Regions from separate parts of the Homo sapiens genome. Here region 1 is linked to region 2. Evidence: chromatin contacts called from ENCODE Hi-C or POLR2A ChIA-PET data. All regions are on one chromosome and are shown on one strand. Each heading gives the region's core, a stretch centred on a gene start or an enhancer-like site at or near the end of the contact. The rest is flanking DNA. Distances are from core to core; before and after follow the strand shown. Region 1 overlaps ERC1 (ELKS/RAB6-interacting/CAST family member 1). Region 2 overlaps ERC1 (ELKS/RAB6-interacting/CAST family member 1).

Region 1 (3,332 bases), core at 163-2,662, 60 kb before region 2:
AATGGGCCTTATGATACACTGCATGTATTAAAACATCACTATGTACCCCATAAATATGTACAATTATGTTGTATCAATTAAAAATTGAAAATATTATAAAAAACAAAAATAAAACAAGATAAAAGGAAGAAAATGCACCAGAGACCTTAACAGACACCTCACCAAGGAATATATACAGATGGCACATAAGCATACAAAAAGATGCTCCACATCATACGTAATCAGGAAATGCATATGAGAACAATGAGATACCACTACACACTTACCACAATGGACAAAATCCAGAACACACACTACCAGATGATGGCAAGAATGCTGAGCAACAGGAATTCTCATTCACCGCTGGTGGGAACGCAAAATGGTACAGCACTTTGGAAGACAGTTTGGCAGTTCTGTACACAACTAAACATACTCTTAAGATCTGGCCATCGCACTCCTTAGTATTTACTCAAAACATAGAAATTATTTGAAAAACATGGGCAACACTTTATAGAAATAAATCGAAGAGAAAATATCAGTGACAATAGGACTAGACTATATTTCAGAGCTATTCTTTAGATTTGTAAGCAGTAAATCAAAGACTGGATAAACACAGCACACAAAAAGTCCAAGGATATCACTATGGTGTGGATATGGTTTGTCTGTCCCCACGAAAACTCATGTTGAAATTTGATTCCCAGTATGATGGTGTTGGGAGGTGGGGCCTGATGGGAGGTGTTCAGGTCACAGGGGCATGAATCCTTCAGGAATGGCTTGGTGCTGATCTTGTGGTAGTGAGTGAGTTCCCACTCTGACAAGACTGCATTAGGTATTGCAGGGAACAGATTAGTTCCCAGGAGAGTGGGTTGTGATAAAGCCAGGATGGACCCTCAGGTTCTCCTGTTTGCATGTGTCCCCTTCCCCTTTGACCTTCTCTGCTGTTTTGTGACGCAGCATGAAAGCCCTTGCCAGAAGCCAGGGCCATGCCCTTGAACTTCTTAGCCCACAGAACCATGAGCTAAATAAACCTTGTTACATTATAAATTATCCAGGCGCAGATATTCTTTTATAACAACACACAACAGACTAAGACAGATACACTCTAAGGAGGATGAACTTAATTAGCTCTAGAACTGTAAGTCCCTATAAAACAGGAAGAAATCTTGTACACGACATGAGCTCCTGCTGGCTCTGTCCTACCTGACTTCACGGATTTATGGCAGTTTCCCAGTTAAAGGCCCATCCCATAGACCATGTGTGGCTTACATATTTGCCATTCCTACTGTGGTATGGCATAAATAAATCATGAGGCTTGGGTCAGTACAGCCAGCCTGTAAAGTGATTCATGGAGCCAGAAGTACCATCCCCTAGGACTGTGTACTTTATTACAGTAAACCTCAGAACAAGATACAATTTCCTGACTTAAGAAGCAGGCTTTAAATCAGGACACCTGGACAGCCTTGGAACAACTTAAAAAATACAATAGGTCTCAACCCACCACTGTGTCTCAGTGCTGGCCTCCGCCTGCCCCAGGCCTGTTCTTTTAACACTAGATACTAAATTCAGAATGAGTCCCTTCTGAGTCAATTACTGTGGTGAGAACAACAGAATAAACTGAACGCATCCCATCCTCTTATCTCCATTGTTTTCTGTTTTTCCCTGACTTCACTTACCCACTGAGGAAAATAACATCCCCCATGATGAATTTTTCCCTCATCCTTTAAAACTCATAAACCAGGAGGAGCCCCTTTTGGTGCCAAAAGAAGAAAGCACAACACTGTGAACCTGGTTTCCCTCCTCAATAAGGAACAGTAGAGTGGACCTGGAGACAAAGTTGTCAGAGCATTCTCTGCTTAGAGACCTAGGCTGCAGTCAGTGCTATTTTATGTAAATTACATGTACTTTAAACCAACACTGGCAAGAGTGCCATACTCTTGTTTAGGAAAGCTGGAAGTCTAACCAGTTGTAAAGGTTATGTGTTTGATGAACTCCTAAAAGTTTTTTAAGGTCTAAGTATAATCAAGCTATCCTTTTATGTTCTCAACTCTTTGAATAAAATGCTGGAAGCACCTAAAACGGCCAACACATTCCAAGGTATCAAAAATAACTTTTTTTTTTTTTTTTTTTTAGACGGTCTCACTCTGTCGTCCAGGTTGGAGTGCAGTGGCATGATCTCGGCTCACTGCAACCTCTGCCTCCCGGGTTCAAGCGATTCACCTGCCTCAGCCTCCCGAGTAGCTGGGACTACAGACGTATGGCACTATGCCTGGCTAATTTTTGTATTTTTTAGTAGAGAGGGTTTCACCATATTGGACAGGCTGGTGGTCTTGGACTCCTGATCTCATGATCTGCCCGCCTCGGCCTCCCAAAGTGCTGGGATTACAGGCGTGAGCCACTGTGCCCGGCCAAAAAGAACTCTTTTTAAGCCAAGATCTCGAACACTTTTTAGCTAGGACAAAAAGCTATTAATCCTAATCAATCTCACTTTACGGATTTACTGAAGCCTTGAAGCCAAAGGTCAGTCACATACTAACACTGTTTTATGCTTCTTCTTGTAGAAACCCTGGAGAAAAACAAGTGTTGGGACTCTGTTATAAACACGGAACTGACTCCAGTGTCGTCGTTTTCTTGGGGACAACTTAGGAAAATTTCTTTTCAATAGACGTCTACTTGTTGAATATGTTTTGAGGACATGTAGCCAACAACAGACACAAAAAAGACACAGTGCATTACTACATTCCTTTACAATAAGAACACGGGACAGGAGAAAATATGAAGTCTAGCTCAGCCTCTTCACACCTCCCCAAGTCATCAAAATGATTGGACTGTATAAGCACATGAGGTGTGCAGAAATACGAGCATGGCAATGGGAAGAAAAAGTATATTGCAAAAATCAAATCAGAAATATTTCAAGGCTTGAAGCTTTCCAGTGAATCATAAAACAGAGGAAGGAAATGAATATAGGAATGCTCAGCACTTACCAAAAAACCTACATTCCGGTGACCCGTGTATTTTAAGAGACACAGGTCTTTGTAAGTCCTGAGTAGGAAATCTTGTTGCATTATATTGTGAGACATTATACTTTTTTTTTTTTTTAGATGGAGTCTTCACTCTGTTGCCTGGGCTGGAGTGCAGTGGCACAATCTCGGCTCGCTGCAAGCTCTGCCTCCGAGGTTCAAGCAAATCTCCTGCCTCAGCCTCCCGAGTAATTGGGACTATGGGCGCCTGCCACCACGCCCAGCTAATTTTTGTATTTTTGGTAGAGACGGGGTTTCACCATGTTGGTTTTGGCCAGGATGGTCTCGAACTCCTGACCTCAAGTGATCTGCCCGCCTCGGCCTCCCAAAGTGCTG
Region 2 (3,400 bases), core at 260-2,759:
ATATGGTGGGTCCTGCAGTGACTACAGAGTGAAGAATCTAGTGTCATTGCCAACAGTCACAGGGAGGACTTTCCTTTCTCTACTTAAACCTGCAAGCTTTTTTCTGATGATGCTACTCGGAACTCTAACCTCTCTTAATTCTCCCCCTATGCCAATCCACTTCCGGCTTCACTTACACATTACTTCCAAGACATATCACTCATAATGCTTTTCTAAAAGGACAGAATCTCGTAGCCTTGCACTATAGCCCAAGAACGTGAAAGCACAGAGGACACCTCAACATTCTTGGGTTGCAGTCACAATATCACAATCATCATGTCCCATGAGAATTCATGCTAAGGTATTATGGCAAGATTCTGTACAGCTCTATTATTCAGGTATTCAAAGTTTACTGATAGTTCAAAGTAGCAGAAAAGTAAACTGATGTCAGTTTAAAGCACTAGTTGGAGTGAAAAAATTTTATTTTAGGCCAAAGACAGACTGTGCATTTATGCAGAGAAGAAGTGAGCAAGGGTCACGTGAGAAAGAACTGACAGTGAAAGGCTGCTGAGGCGGGGACTTGAAATCTGTGACAGAAAGAAGAATCTGGCCTTATGAAGGAGAAAAAAACCTATTCTCTGAGACAGAAAAGAAGACAACAAAAATAAAGATAACTGCTCACAGAACGAGGGTAACTGAGGGTAACTGAGGGATCCCAGGATAGACCTGGTTTCAGTAAAATAGCAGTAGGGTCTTTAGGTAAGGGGAAGGATTAGGAATGGTAAATGAGAGGGTACAACTGGATTTTCAAAAGACACATGTTTGTTTTAAACAGAAGGTCACTGAGAAGTAAAAGAAACATCTACTATGTATTAGCAGATGTATACATGCTTCACAACAGATTATGGTCTCAGCAACCTACAAAATGTGGGGGAAGCAGGAAAATGTGTATAGCAAAGCTCTGCTAAAAGTGACAATTTTCTAAAAATTGGCTTCCAGTGTGGCAAAATGGTAACTACTGAATCTTGGAGACAGGTATATGGGGGTTCATTCTCTCTACCTGTGTGTACCTTTGGAAATGTTTACAATAAAAAATGTGTTTAAAAATTGCCTAGTCTTCATACAACCTCAGAACCAACAGCCCTCTTCCCCAGTAAGCTCGCCATTTTGCCTGAACTTTCCAGAAGATTTTAGGAATTTCAGAGAGGTAATTACACACAGATATGTATAAGCCAGAGGATTTAAAAATCATTAAAGAGGAACCAAAAATATTTCTATTTGATCAGGATTTGTTCCACCTTTGACCAAATTTATTCTAGAGAGTGAGAAATACAAGTTAGCACTAAAATTAAGTAAGTGTATTGGGGTAAAACACAGAGCCAGAAGATGAATGCAGGGAGAAAAAGTATTTCCACTAAGCATATGCTTGAAGAATAAGACTACAAACACTTACTTCATCTCCAGAACTTCCTCTAAGTGTTTCCTTCTCTCTGCCCGAAGATTAGTCAAGTGAGTTTCCTTTTCTGCCAGAGACTGCTGGGTGGAGGACAGCTTTGCTTTCATGGATTCTAGTTCCTGCTTTACCTTCTCCATGGCCATCAGTAACTCCTCCACCTATCATAAATATGGGAAAGAGAACAACAGAGTGTCTTGATCAATCAGAGTCAGAGGACCTGGGTAACACGCAACTCCTGGGTCCAGAAAATTGAAGAGACGCAGGAACACATTGAAAATTCTGTACTCTTTCTGGATCAGTTATGTGTGTGTATATATCAAGAATCAATATAGCAGATAATAACATCCCTACAGTATAATTCTTTTCAGCTTAGGTCAGAAAGAACTTAATACATGCAAGGGCATACAAGTTATCAGTTTAAGAAGTCGCACGCTGCCACAGACAATACCTTTTAAGGAAGTTCTTTGGAAATGACCCAGAAATTTCCATGGAAATAATACAATACAAATATAAAAAAATATACAGAACGATTTTAGGAAATAAAAGACATAAACTTGGCAAATAACAGATTTCCTGTATACATAGACGAATAATTTTTAGTCCTCTAAACTAAAATTTTCCTATTTACATCATTAAGAAGAATTTCTTTTTAAAGAAACTGCTAGAATTCAATCAGACAATTTCTTGCTCTAAATCCAGGTAGGTAGGGTTTCTTTTTTAAGGAAGGCAGGAAGGAAATATAACCCTATATACCTATATAACTATACAGGCATATATATACCTATATACTACATAGGCAGTGTATATATATATATTATATATATACTATATATTATATAGGCAGGAAGGAAATATATCCCTATATACCTATATAGTTATGTGTGTGTGTGTGTGTGTGTGTGTGTGTGTGTGTGTGTGTGTGTGTACATACCAGATAGAAAGGAGACAGAATGCTTTAAAAATGACATGGGGAAAAAAAAAAAGCCTTGACAGCAACAGACCTGAAAAACAACAAACAAAAAGCCACCAGAGAAGACAGACAAAATGCTAAAACATAAGGAAAAGAAACTAAGAGAGCAAGGTAAGTACTTTATCAGTAATTTCCACTTATTCCAGGTGGCTACCAAATCAGAATTATTTAAATAAACTTGTTCATTTTAATTCAGAAGCAAATGTAATCAAACAGCCAACTGCATCAATTACAAGACTTTATGTTAGGTTGTTAATTGCCAAGAAATAATCTTGGTAATAACCAGTCTTTTCAGAAGTAGAAGGTAGGGCAGGTAGAGGTGGGGCATTTGCCATTCATTGACTCCTACATAAACCCCATTTGTGTGATACTAAAACAGAGAAACCTAGAGTCAAAAATCAGCATGACAAATCAAAGTTGTTTCACTGACCCTTGGAAATTAGTGCTTCCTACCTAAACAAAGTTTCCACGTTGATTGGTAACAGCTGTTAAACAATGATAGTAAGCAAATGCATTTAGTTTTTTTGGCACCTGAATTTTTTTATCCTTCCAGAAGTGAGCAAGTTAAATGTCTTCAGCTAACAGCATCCTCACAGTCCCAGTTGCCATAAGAATATATTGTTACGGCCGGGCGCTGTGGCTCGTGCCTGTAATCTCAGCACTTTGGGAGGCCAAGGCCGGTGGATCACCTGAGGTCAGGAGTTCGAGACTAGCCTGGCCAACATGGCAAAACCCTGTCTCTACTAAACAAACAAACAAACAAAAAAGAGAATATATTGCTATGTAATATACTGGGATATGTATTTGCATATCTGCAAGCTTTACATGAACATATACCATTGATTCCATTTTATCAGTTTAATTCATGTAAAATTTTATCTAAAACTGGGTACAAATAATACACCAAGCTATGTTTTTATAACATAAAATCAGTAATGGATAAGAACCATAATCTATACTGATCTACAGGTTCAACATAATCTCTATGAAAATCT

Evidence for each region. A loop is a pair of places that touch in the nucleus more often than their neighbours do. ChIA-PET counts read pairs that join two places held with the same protein, here RNA polymerase II (POLR2A).
Region 1: POLR2A ChIA-PET joins it to region 2 with 14 read pairs in activated T-cell. The contact joins two enhancer-like sites. A Hi-C loop is called at or near these places in 1 of 168 maps with a recorded cell type or tissue (heart left ventricle). POLR2A ChIA-PET finds 5 or more read pairs at or near these places in 4 of 52 experiments (AG04449, AG04450, CD8-positive, alpha-beta T cell and 1 more).

What each region holds. Positions count from the first base shown.
Region 1 is chr12:1,348,436-1,351,767 of GRCh38, reverse strand. The region is part of intron 15 of ERC1 (ELKS/RAB6-interacting/CAST family member 1); the gene reads right to left. Among named protein-coding and RNA genes, the nearest start is that of LINC00942, 150 kb to the left of the region's middle. Within about 2 kb of position 1,412, at least 6 of the 41 ENCODE cell types and tissues checked have a DNase peak (open chromatin) inside an H3K27ac peak, as active enhancers do.
Region 2 is chr12:1,288,045-1,291,444 of GRCh38, reverse strand. It overlaps ERC1 (ELKS/RAB6-interacting/CAST family member 1), which reads right to left. Exons shown (of 19, transcript NM_178040.4): 15 at 1,433-1,593. Among named protein-coding and RNA genes, the nearest start is that of LINC00942, 210 kb to the left of the region's middle. Within about 2 kb of position 1,509, at least 2 of the 41 ENCODE cell types and tissues checked have a DNase peak (open chromatin) inside an H3K27ac peak, as active enhancers do.